Linked DNA regions of Homo sapiens: region 2 is linked to region 1. A link is a contact called in ENCODE Hi-C or POLR2A ChIA-PET data. All regions are on one chromosome and are shown on one strand. Each heading gives the region's core, a stretch centred on a gene start or an enhancer-like site at or near the end of the contact. The rest is flanking DNA. Distances are from core to core; before and after follow the strand shown. Region 1 holds the start of LINC02558 (long intergenic non-protein coding RNA 2558). Region 2 overlaps RTCB (RNA 2',3'-cyclic phosphate and 5'-OH ligase).

Region 1 (6,388 bases), core at 3,718-6,217:
TAACCAGAGCTGCCTGTGCCCTGAACCAAATTTATCTCTAGGCCAGTCCTGTTCCCTGTGCTCCAAGCTCAGAGACCCAGCTTCCTGCTTGTCATCTCCGCTTTCCTGTCTTACAGAAATCTCTAAGTTCATCAAAACTGCATTTGCATTTTCCTCCCCAAAATGTATCTCCCACAACCCACTCCAACTCAGTAAATGGCACCATAATCCACCCAGTTGCTAGAAGTCAAATCCAAGGAGTCTCATTTTCCTTCATCCAAATGGTTATAAAGTCCTGTCAATTCCGTCCATAGATATATCTGTTCACCTGCATCCATCTCCACTGCTATTGCCCTAGTCCAGGCCACCAACATTTTGCCTGGACTACAAAATGATTCCTTTCCATTTATTTATTTATTATTTATTTATTTATTTATTTATTTTTGAGACAGAACCTCCGCCTCCCGGGTTCAAGCGATTCTCCTGCCTCAGCCTCCCAAGTAGCTGGGACTACAGGTGCACGCCACCACGCCTGGCTAATTTTTGTATTTTTAGTAGACACGGGGCTTCACCATGTTGGCCAGGATGGTCTCGATCTCTTGACCTCATGATCCGCCCACCTCAGCCTCCCAAAGTGCTGGGATTACAGGCGTGAGTCACTGCGCCCGGCCTCAATGATTTCTAACTAGTTTAACTCCCACCTTCCCACCTTCTCACTCTATACCCACACAGAGCAGCCTGAGGGACTGGACCACTCCCCTACCCACATCCCTCCACCAGCTTCCCGATGCCTTCTACTAAAATCCAAACTCCTGGCCTAGTTTTGCCACACCCTCCACAACTTGCTCCCTGCACCTCACTGCCCATCACTCTCCCACTGGCCATATGCCTCAAATCTGCTAAACTCGTTTCCACTTCCTGGTCCCTTTCTCTGGAATGCTCTTCCTCCAGACCCTTCCATTGCCTGGCTCCTTCTCATCATTCAGGTCTCCAGAGTGGCCTTCCCTCTCCACCTTATCTGCAATAGTCCCTTCATCCTTAGTCATTTGCTAGCCCATCATCTTTTTATGTTCTCCAGAGCATTCATCATTTCCTGATATTATTTGTCTAATTGGTTATTTGCCTTCTGTCTTCTTCCAGTACAACATAAGCTCCATGACAGAAAGCATTTCTCCTGTATTGTTCATCGCTGTTTTGGGAGCAAATAGAACAGCGTCCAACACAGAGTAACACATGCATGAGTGAGTGAGTGGATGAATGCTATTCCCTCTGTCTGGAACACTCTTTCCATCCCATGGCTCCTCCTCTTTCAGGTCTTAGGCTAAGTGTCACCTGCTCAGAGAATCCTCCCAGAATGGCCTGCTTTGTTCTCTATCTTAGCACCCGCCTTGCTACCCTCACAGCACATACCACAATTTTAACTTTTTTTTTTTTTTTGAGACAGAGTTTCACTCTTGTTGCCCAGGCTGGAGTGCAGTGGTGCAACCCCGTTCACCACAACCTCTGCCTCCCAGGTTCAAGCGATTCTCCTGCCTCAGCCTCCCAAGTAGCTGGGATTAGAGGCATGTGCCACCACGCCCAGCTAATTTTGTATTTTTAGTAGAGATGGGGTTTCTCCATGTTGGTCAGGCTGGTCTCCAACTCCCAACCTCCGGTGATCCGCTGGCCTCGGCCTCCCAAAGTGCTGGGATTACAGACATGAGCCGCCGTGCCTGGTATCAGAATTTTTACTTTAACTAATTCGTGTACTTTCATTTTTGTCTTCTCCCATTGCCCTTATCACCACTTCTAGACACTGCACTCCATAAACAGGGTCAATGTCTGTACAGTTCACTCCTGTCACTCACTGCCTGGCACAAAGCCTGGCATGTGGTGGATGTCCAATAAACACTGGATGTGAATGAATAACCAACTCTTCCTGGGACTTCCCAGGCCTGCCCAGGAGAACAATCCCCTGGGAGTATCCCACCAGGTCCCTACAAAAAACTTGCCTCGCCCAGGTCACCTCTAATTTCCAGGAGCTGTAGCTCCCGCCTCACTGGAACACTGAGGCTGCCTGGGCATGATGTGAGCTGGGGACCCCAGCTTCAAAGAAAGGAGCGGGACTGGGGCAGAAAGAGAGAGGATCGTCGTCCCCAGAGTATACATCTGAGTCTTGCCAATTCCCCTCCCTCCCTCCCCCAGGGTCATCAGACCCCTCCTCCCACCAAGGGTCCCAGGAGTCCACCCAGGTTGGGCTGAGGGAGGGTTTCTGACCCAGCTCCCACCTTCCCCAGTACCTATCCCAACCCCACTGGGCTGAACACACAGCCAGGGACTTCGGTATTCCCACTTACCAAGCCAGAAAGCAACAGAGTCTGTCGGCGGGAGCTCCCCATCCCCACACTGTGGCTAGACAGAGTTCTACAACATCCTTGGGCACACCTGAAATCAGACAAGCCACATGTCAAGTGCCCAACAGCAACACGTGGTTAGTGGCTATTGCACCAGACAGCTTAGCTCTTGCTCCCCGAACATCATGGCCCCAGGATTTCTGTTAGAAACCCTTCCACTCAAGTCTCAAGCCTTAGAGATCATAGAACCCAAGCTCTTCACTGCTGTAAAAGCCCAGAGAGCAGCAGAGACAGGCCCAGGGTCACACAGCCCAGGCCAGAACCCCAGGCTCCTATGGGTGGGGGTAACAGACACAGCGTCCCCTGGAGCCCAGGAGTTCAGGCCACCCCTGCCTTTTCTCATTTCTTTCTTCCATTCTTCCTCCCCTGCATCAGGAAAACCATGAGAGGTCAGGTTATAACTTCCTCACACCTGGGCTTTCACCTCCATGGTTATATTTCCAAACCCACAGTACCGGGCAGGGCAGGGAAGTAGGTGGCAGGTTTGGGTTTGGGGGGATTTTGTTTGTTTGAGAGGGGTCTCCCCGCTGTCACCCAGGCTGGAGTGCAGTAGTGTAATCGAATGCACCACTGGAGTGCAGTCGAGGATCACTGCAGCCTCGACTTCCTGGGCTCAAGCCCCATCTTCCCACCTCGGCCTCCCATGTCCAGCTAATTTTTTTTCTTTAGAGATGGGGTTACTTACTACGTTGCCCAGGCTGGTCTTGAACCCCTGGCCTCAAGTGATCCTCCCCACCTTGGCCTCACAAAGTGCTGAGGTTATGGGTGTGAGCCACCATGTCCAGGCTGTCTCCCCTTTCTGAAAGCTGTCCGTGATGACACCGAGGCCTGGGTGAAGTGACCTGCACAAGCACACACAGTGAGGTGGAAGCACTGCCACGACCAGCACAGGAATGCTCTCTCCAGCTCAGGGCCGGGTCCCACTGCCCTGGCACCTCCTGGAAGGGCCCGGGTCTGGGCCCCCATGCTGCCAGCTCTAACATAGAAGGCAGTCAGTGGATCAGGCCCAGCCCACAGCTGCTCCAGGTCCGGGAAGGATCAGACCCAGCCCACAGCCAATCCGCGTCGGGCGGGGAAGGGCTGAACGTGGAGTAACTCTCAGTACAGCCGCTGAAAGCCAGGGCTCTGGCCCCTCCACTGCCACTCTTCTGCTCCAGGGACAGCTGTGCTGGCCGAGCGCCACCTCAGGAGCGGGTCAGCATCGTTGTCCCCTCTGCCCCCCAAGGGCCTGGGAGATCCTGAGGGGAAAAAACCAAAGCCCTTTGGCAAGTAACTCTGACCAAAAACAGAAAAAAAACGGCCGGGCACAGTGGCTCACACCTGTAATCCCAGCACTTTGAGAGGCCGAGGCGGGCAGACTCTTGAGGCCAGGAGTTCAAGACCAGCCTGGCCAACATAGTGAAACCTCGCCTCTACTAAAAACACAAAAATTAGCCAGGCGTGGTGGTGAGTGCCTGTAATCCCAGCTACTCAGGAGGCTGAGGCAAGAGAATCATTTGGACTCGGAAGGGAGAGGTTGCAGTGAGCAGAGATCGCACCACTGCACTTCAACCTGGGCAACAGAGCAAGACTCAAAAAAAAAAAAGAGGCCGGGCGCGGTGGCTCACGCCTGTAATCCCAGCACTTTGGAAGGCTGAGGTGAGCGGATCACGAGTTCAGGAGATCGAGACCATGCTGGCTAAGACGGTGAAACCGCGTTTCTACTAAAAATACAAAAAATTAGCCGGGCGTGGTGGCGGGCGCCTGTAGTCCCAGCTACTCGGGAGGCTGAGGCAGGAGAACGGCGTGAACCCGGGAGGCCGAGCTTGCAGTGAGCTGCACTCCAGCCTGGGCGACAGAGCGAGACTCCGTCTAAAAAAAAAAAAAACAAAACAACAGCAACAACAACAACAAGAACAAAAAACAGAAAAAGCAAGGCCTGGGCTCCACATATTTCCTCCCCTCACCATCCTCCATGGACTCTGTTCGCCCTCACAGTGTGCAGGGCTCGGGGACCCAGGTGACAAGGGCCGACCTGCCAGCCGACCACCTGGCAGGAACCGCAATGGTTGGGCGGATACAGTGGCTCTGCCTGTGATCCCGGAGCTTTGGGAGGCCGAGGCGGGAGGATGGCTTGAGCCCAGGATGTCGAAGCTGAGTGAGCCGAGATGACGTCACTGCACTCCAGCCTGGGTGACATAGTGAGGTGACCCCTCTCATAAAAAGAAAAAGAAAAGGAAAGAAAGTGAGAGAAATAGAGAGAGAAGGAAGGAAAAGAAAGAAAGAAAAGACAAGAAAAAAGAGGGAGAAAGGCAAGGGAAAGACAGGAAACGCAGGGACTGACTGAGGGACTGATGGAGGAGGCGTGTGAGCCGGGCTGGGGACGCGACTGACTGATCGGCTGACAGGATGACCAGCTGCACTGGGGTTGCTGAGGGGTGGCAGCGACAGCCAGCCTCTCAGCCTCGGTTTCCGCCTGCCTCCTGCCTCAAGCCAACTCACTGCGTGGCCTACCCCGACACTAACCGGCGCCTGAACCAAAACCCACGGAGCCTGGCGGCCGCGGCTCCCTCAGAGAGTCGCCCTAGACCCTGCGCGGCTCCACAGCGCCACCTCGAGGCTGCGCCTGGAAGGGAGGGGCTGGGGAAGTGGGCGGAGTCAAGGGCGGGGCTACAGGTGGAGCGTCGGCAGGAGCTCCAGCATCCCCTTTCCCGGGACGCCGCTCCTCTTCCCCGCCTCCTTGGCTCTCCCCCGGAGCCTCTTCCTCCTCCCCCGTTCGAGTGGGCAGGTCCCCGCGGGAGCCTGAGTCGCACTGCAGACCTATCCTGTGACCTGAAAGAAACTCCCAGTTCCCCATTAGACCCCCTGGCAGCCTGGGCATCCCGGCGGTTCCAGGGACCCGCTGGGGCGGATGACGGCCGAACCTTTGGGCGCCAGGCTGGCAGTAGACGTGATAGAGGTGAAAACCCCACCACCCTCTTAATCCCCAGAAATGCTACAGGATTCTGGGGGGCCTGAGCGAGCAGCTGAGGACAAGGGCCGATGATATTTGCTTTATTTGTTACTGGGCTTGCTCCCTCCCCCGCATCCCGCTGCTCTTCACACTTGCAAGCTCACCTGACTGCCAGGTGGCCGGTCTGGAGCATGGCGAGCACCTTCGAGCCCCATAGATGGCAGCACAGGCCTAAGAAAAGTCGTACCAGAATGGTGTCTCCCTTCCAAACTCAGGCCGGGAGAGATAGAGCCACTTAGGGGAGAAAACTAATGTCCAGAGTGGCAGAAACATCCTCACATCCCGAAGGGTCTTGAACCCTAACTTCTTGCCCCAGGACAAGAAGACAAGGCAGAGTAAAGAGAGGCTCACAGGGAGAGGCAAGTGACAGTTCAGAACACAGGTGCACCATGCCACGCGACTGTGGGCGTCTCCTCACCTCTCTGAGGCCGTTTCCTGAACTGTAAAATCAGGGACAAGAAGGATACCTGCGTCACGGGATGTTCTGAGATTAACTGAGATGCTGCATGCAAATCACTTAACCACAGGGCATGTGGTAAGTGCTCTAATATATGTAAAGCAACGTTCCACTGCTTTTTGTTTGTTTGTTTTTGAGACACAGTCTCGCTCTGTCACCTAGGCTGGAGTACAGTGGCATGATCATAGCTTACTGCAGCCTCAAACTCCTGGGCACAAGTGATTCTCCCACCTTAGCCTCCTGAGTGGCTGGGACTATAGGTATAGCTATCGAGCCCAGCTAATTTATCTTTTTTTATGTTTTGGAGAGATGGTGTCTTTCTACATTGCCCAGGCTGGTCTGGACCTCCTGGCCTCAAGCAATCCTCCCGCCCTGGCCTGCCAACGTGCTAGGATTACAGGACTGAGCCACCATGCCCTGCTGAGTGTGATGTCTTTTTTACTGTGTCAACTTGGCTAGACTAAAGGCCCCAATTATTCCAACACTAAACTGGATGTTTTGGTGAAGTTGTTTTGTAGATGCGAATAAAGTCCATTATCAGTTGACTTTACATAAAAGGAAGATATC
Region 2 (6,510 bases), core at 1,076-3,575, 430 kb before region 1:
CAAGTAATCCCAGCTACTCAGAAGGCTAAGACAGGAGGACTGCTTGAGCCTAGGAGTTTGAGGCTGCAGTGAGCTGTGATCACGCCAGTGCACTCCAGCCTGGGTGACAGAGCAATCAGGAGCTTGCAAATGTTCATAAAATAAGAAATAATGAATTAGAAGTGAATGGGAGAAAAATAGAATATGTTTATCAGGTTCATACGTCAAAATTACATATATACATATTTTGACAGTCTACAGATGGTATCCATGAGATAAGAATATACTAGATGTTTGAAATTACAGCTAGTTGTGAAGGCTTTGCCACTAATTCAGTGTGACACGTGGGCAAGACTGTCTTCTCTGGATCTCATTTTCTTATGGAAAACTGGGATGGTTAAAACTAGGCAACCTCTAAAGACTCTTCCAGCACTGACATTCTCTAGTTCTCTAAATCATCTATTAATATTAGCTGTAGTTGTGGTATATGTTCTTTCAGTTATAAATAATGGTGGATGTCCATGAACTCATAGATGTTTCAAAATCATTTGAACTTGGACCTTGTCTAAGAGTCAACATTTACCAACATTTATCCCAAAATTTGACTCTTTGTGATGTTTAAAATATCCCATGAACCATTTAAAAGCTTGATTTTTTTTGTTTATGAAGCTTTTTTTAAAAAATTAATTTATTTACTTTAAGTTCTGGGATACATGTGCTGGTTTGTGACATAGGTATACATTTGCCATGGTGGTTTGCTGCACCTGTCAGTCCATCATCTAGGTTTTAAGCCCCACGTGCATTAGGTATTTGTCCTAATGCTCTCCCTCCCCTTTCCTCCCACTCCTCGACAGGCTCTGGTATGTGATGTTCCCCTCCCTGTGTCCATGTGTTCTCATTGTTCAGCTCCCACTTATGAGTGAGAACCCGTGGTGTTTGGTTTTCTGTTCCTGTGTTAGTTTTTTATATGTGTATACCAAGCATATAATGATATAACAAAATTCAGGAGCTAGTCTACGTTATTTTGTTGTGTAGAATATTGTAAATGAAACACTTCTATAGCTTAGGAATTTTTTTGTTACTGAAACACTATTTGTATGTTTATTTTGTTGTTAGTTTGTTTTTATCTTTTTGGTTTTTAAATAGATTAAAAAAAAAACTGGAATAAAAACTATCTTACCAGACATTTTTACATTTGCAGTTGGGGACCCTGGGAGCAGGCAACCATTATGCAGAAATCCAGGTTGTGGATGAGATTTTCAATGAGTATGCTGCTAAAAAAATGGGCATCGACCATAAGGGACAGGTGTGTGTGATGATCCACAGTGGAAGCAGAGGCTTGGGCCACCAAGTAGCCACAGGTATATTCTAGACTTTGTGCTAAAATGTACATTTTATGGGCAACCAGATAGAAATTTAAGAGCGAAAACTCTGAAATATACTGCATGGGTTTTATCCTGAGTCCTCAACAATTAAATAACTTGGACAAATTCACTGGGCCATAACTTTCTTGTCTAAAAAAATGAGTATAATAGTTATTTCATATAGAATTATCATGGAAAGTTAATAATATATGTAAAGCACTTAATGTTTGACATTAGTAAACACTCAATAAATGTTAGTTGCAGTTATTGTTATGTTTACTCTTATGAGTTACTATCTGGCCAAGAAAGAGCAAGAAATGTGTAAAGAGTGGAATTTATGAAATAGGCTTTCATTTGGCAGATTATGTATCATATACCTGCTCTGCAACAGTAGATGTGATGGTGGATTTGCTGATGAAAGAGGCAGATACTTTGCACTCAAATTGTCTCATGAAGTAAAGGTCATGTCCATTTAAAAGAAAAAATAAATATTAAAAGGTAGCAATTAATTATATAGGAGAGTCAAACAAAACACATTTAAGAAAAAGATTTTGGAGATGGCTTCATGGACCCAGTGTTGAGCTGGATCTCACAGTTTGGACAATTACACACAAAGACTGGTGACAAAGGCAGCATGAACAAAAGCAGGAAGCAGCGAAATATTGGATAGGTCCTTTTGGATAGCTTGGAGGGTGTGTGAAATAATGTATGAATTGTGACGGTTACTACAGGACTGAATGAAGCGGGATGAACGCAGAAATGAAAACAAAAAACAAAAGAAACTTTTAAAGAAGGAGTCAGGGGCTTCTTGCTTCTAGTGAGCTTCCACAGCCCTTTGTATTTATTGGGTAGAAAGAGCAGGGAGGAGGAGGTAACTATTGGTCAGCTGCTTGATTGATCCCAGGTTCATATTATTGCTAACAGGCTTCACATGTGCCTGTCACAAGAAACACTTGTGCCTGGGGCGTGGCTGCCCTCAGCATTCCTTCTGGGCAACAGACGCAGTTGTCAGCTTGCCAGCATCTTGCATTCATAAGAACAGTTTGCTGTTTACTCATAGCCTCCAGTGGTATACTGAGTTGTTCACGACCCTCATTCTTTCGGCCTCCAACAGCGAATCAATGAAAAGGTATATAGATGCCTGGAAATTGTTATAAGCTTAAAATTCCATGTTACAGATCAGCCTCTAGTCCATTTTATTGTGTGAGAATTTAATAATTTGTGCCAGCCTGACCCTCTAGACTATTTAACCTAGCAGATGTACGAAGTGTCAACTAGTGTTTCAGAACATTCCCCTGAGTACTTCTCTGCATTTTGTCATGGATTTGATTAATCATGAAGGCAACAAAATGTATTTTGCTACTACTATTCCCATGCATTCACATATTGAGAAAGGAGTAATGAAGACCATCTTGTGGCTATTTGTTTACACATCCCATTCTCTTTCAAGTTCCTAGAGGGCAAATGTTGACTTTGTGTCCCACAAACTGTCACTGCACTCTGAAAGATTCTCAAGTACGTCTTGACTGAGCAAATAGATGAACTCAGAAACACATTAAAGGGAAAGTTGGCTTTCATTGGGTTTTTTTGTGGAATGAATTTGAATGTAGCCTACCTTTCTGCAGTAAATCTGAACTGTTCATTTAAGGGAAAGCTAACTGGTTTGGACTTTGTGGCTCTTGTTCCAGATGCGCTGGTAGCTATGGAGAAGGCCATGAAGAGAGACAAGATTATAGTCAATGATCGGCAGTTGGCTTGTGCTCGAATCGCTTCCCCAGAGGGTCAAGACTATCTGAAGGGAATGGCAGCTGCTGGGAACTATGCCTGGGTCAACCGCTCTTCCATGACCTTCTTAACCCGTCAGGTACAGTAGAAGTTGCTCTTCTGTTCCGAGTCATTCATGATGATGTTAAGTGCTTTAAAACATAGTGCAGTCCAGGCTGGACACGGTGGCTCATGCCTGTAATCCCAACACTTTGGGAGGCCGAGGGGGGGCGGATCACAAGGTTAGGAGATCCAGACCATCCTGGCTAACACGGTGAAACCCCGTCTCTACTAAAAATACAAAAAATTAGCTTAGCTGGTCGTCGTGGCGGGTGCATGTAGTCCCAGCTACTCGGGAGGCTGAGGCAGCAGAATGGTGTGAACCTGGAAAGTGGAGCTTGCAGTGAGCCGAGATCGTGCCACTGCACTCCAGCCTGGGTGACAGAGTGAGACTCCTGTCTCCAAAAGAAAAAAACATCGTGCAGTCCAGTCAAAGCCTATGGTGTTTGGTTTTGGAAATTCACATAGTTAACTTTCAAAATACCAGAGAAGTGTCCAAGGTTTTGGTGTTGTCTTAAACTAAATCATCAGAGTATCAGGCATGAGAAATGAGAGCAGAGAATCAAAATTATTCCTAGAATTTGTCTTGAACAGCATAGAGAATAAAAGTGCCACTGACTAAGATTCAGAAGGCTGAGAAGAAGCAATTTTGAAAGGTGGGATCAAAAGTTGCCCAGCAGCTTTTCAACTAAAGATGAAAATGATGTGGTGGCATTTCCTGTGTGGTCTAAAGGACAGCTTTTGTCCTTTACGTGAAGATAATCTTACGGCTACTTTTGAACTTTTAAATCTTTTACTCCCTTCAGAACAGACTACCTGAAACCAGTGAGATGAGTCACGAAGAGCTGAACATAAGTCCTGAAGTTCTGGCTGCTTTTATCTTCTGTGTTTTCTCCTAGGCTTTCGCCAAGGTCTTCAACACAACCCCTGATGACTTGGACCTACATGTGATCTATGATGTTTCTCACAACATTGCCAAAGTGGAGCAGCATGTGGTGGACGGAAAGGAACGGACACTGTTAGTACACAGGAAGGGATCCACCCGCGCTTTCCCTCCTCACCATCCCCTCATTGCTGTTGATTACCAAGTACGTAGCTCTACGTTTGTAGTTTTAAGCAGTGGGGGCACGATTTAGATTGTTGCAAATGTGAATTACATTTAAAACGAAAAGCAGCAATTGTGAAAAGAAAATACTCTGTCACTCATGAGAACAGTGATTCCCAATCTTCTCTGAAGCAGTAACTCCTTCCCCCATCATTTGTGCTTGCGGTGGTGCCGTGTGCTATAGCAAGTGCTGCAGGAAGTGTATTTTACTCCACTACCGTGAATTGAGGCCTTTGAATTAGTGGAAGACAGGAGTAACTCAGTTACAGAAGACAGAGTAAACTCAGTCTGTTTCATTCCTCCTGTCCTCTTGGTGTCTGGCTGTGGTGGAGTTCGAAAGACCCCATAGTCTGCTTGCTCCTTTTACAGATGAGAAACCCAAAACAGAGAAGACAAGCACCTTGCTCAGGATGGTGGTTCTAGCAACACTTCTCTACACTTTTGGATTTTGCTTTGCTCTTATTTTGACTCTTCTGCATTTTTACTGGTCCTCAGATTTTCACTCTCGTCCTCTTCCTTCCCCTCCGATTTATCAAAGAATCAAAGTACTATCTTAATATAGTTTACTAGCCGCGCGTTTAGAAGTCTGGGTTTCTCCGGCCGGGTGTGGTGGCTTACGCCTGTAATCCCAGCACTTTCGGAGGCCAAGGCGGGCAAATCACGAGTTCGGGAGATCGAGACCATCCTGGCTAACATGGTGAAACTCCGCCTCTACTAAAAATACAAAAAATTAGCTGGGCATGGCAGCAGGCGCCTGTGGTCCCAGCAACTCGGGAGGCTGAGGCAAGAGAATGGCGTGAACCCAGGAGGCGGAGCTTGCAGTGAGCCGAGATCCCGCCACTGCACTCCAGCCTGGGCGACAGAGCAAGACTCCCATCTCAAAAAAAAAAAAAAGAAGTCTGGGTTTCTCCTACAATCCTACAGTGCAAGAGAAAATTTAAATTTTATGCATAAAAAGCCTATGTTTTTCTGAATTTTAACATGTTTGATTTATGTGCATCCTCAGCTCACTGGACAGCCAGTGCTCATTGGTGGCACCATGGGAACCTGTAGTTATGTTCTTACTGGCACTGAACAGGGCATGACTGAGACCTTTGGAACAACCTGTCATGGAGCGGTAAGGAAAACAGAAACTTCCTTAGAAATGCTCTCTTCAGTTTAGCTATGGTTTTCCATTTTGACTGGTAAATGTAGCTGATTGAACATTAACAGAGTTGAGACTTGGGCCTATCATGTCTTGTACTTCAAATTGTTCCCCATAATGTATACTATTTAGTGAACTGACTGGGGTCACCTAGTATCTCTGCCTCAGTGAGATCTGGTAGGGTTAGGGACCGTTTCTTATCTCTGCAAGTCCAGAAAATCCAGACTGGGAAATTGTCACACTAGCTGAGCTTACTGTCTGGTTTATAAGTGATAGAACTTTAACTGATGCAAATATCACAGTTGATCTCAGCGACTGACTGGACCTGCTCCTTTGTTTAATTTGCCCCTTCCTATTGTGTAGGTCCACGCAAGATTGGAAGGATAGGCCCTATTTGCAAATTAGAGCCCATGTACAGTCTACACACACACCCATTTCAAAACACTGCCTCTCATCTTCTAAGCCCAGGGGTCAGGAAACTCTTCCCATAAAGGGCCAGACCGTAAATATTTTAGGCTTTTGGGACCAGATGGTCTGTGTACCAGCTATTCAGCTATGCCATTTCAGTGCAGAAGCAACCTTAAGTACTGTGTAAATGGGCAATGCTGTGTTCTAATAGAACTATTTTAGGCCAGGCATGGTTGCTCACACTTGTAATTACAGCACTTTGGGAGGCCAGGGCAGGAGGAGCACTTGAAGCCGGGAATTCAAGACTAGACTGGGCAACATTAGCAAGACACCGTCTCCACAAAAACTTTTTAAATTAGCCGGGTGTGGTGGCACACCTGTAGTCATAGCTACTCAGGAGGCTAAGGCAGGAGGATTGCTTGAGCCCAGGAGATTAAGGCTGCAGTGAGCTATGATTATGTCACTTCACTCCAGTCTGGGTGACAGAGGGAGACCCTTTCTCAAAAAACAAAATAGTTTATTTTAAAAAGCAGGTGGTGGGCCATATTTGGCCCATACACCGTAGTTTGCCGGCCCCTTTTCTAAGCCATCCAGAGTGTTGAGCCAGTGTTGAAATGGGAAAGAGAAACTGTCTAGAGTACCTTCTCCTAGGACAGACCTTCACAAATGTATTTAATCCTACTTTT

Evidence for each region. A loop is a pair of places that touch in the nucleus more often than their neighbours do. ChIA-PET counts read pairs that join two places held with the same protein, here RNA polymerase II (POLR2A). Pooled maps may share reads with other maps.
Region 2: a loop to region 1 is called in a map of CD4-positive, alpha-beta memory T cell, with 4 times the contacts of the local background. The contact joins the enhancer-like site here to the promoter of LINC02558 in region 1. A Hi-C loop is called at or near these places in 9 of 168 maps with a recorded cell type or tissue (CD4-positive, alpha-beta memory T cell, IMR-90, chondrocyte and 5 more), 4 of 37 single-sample maps with no recorded cell type and 20 of 50 pooled maps. POLR2A ChIA-PET finds 5 or more read pairs at or near these places in 1 of 52 experiments (Panc1).

The regions. Positions count from the first base shown.
Region 1 is chr22:31,969,402-31,975,789 of GRCh38, reverse strand. LINC02558 (long intergenic non-protein coding RNA 2558) reads right to left here and starts at 4,967. Exons shown (of 5, transcript NR_149128.1): 1 at 4,878-4,967; 2 at 2,316-2,403. RefSeq lists enhancers at 5,608-5,717, 5,788-5,837.
Region 2 is chr22:32,392,771-32,399,280 of GRCh38, reverse strand. It overlaps RTCB (RNA 2',3'-cyclic phosphate and 5'-OH ligase), which reads left to right. Exons shown (of 12, transcript NM_014306.5): 7 at 1,181-1,340; 8 at 3,032-3,207; 9 at 4,067-4,255; 10 at 5,279-5,389. Among named protein-coding and RNA genes, the nearest start is that of RTCB, 16 kb to the left of the region's middle. RefSeq lists a silencer at 4,421-4,618. Within about 2 kb of position 2,325, at least 2 of the 41 ENCODE cell types and tissues checked have a DNase peak (open chromatin) inside an H3K27ac peak, as active enhancers do.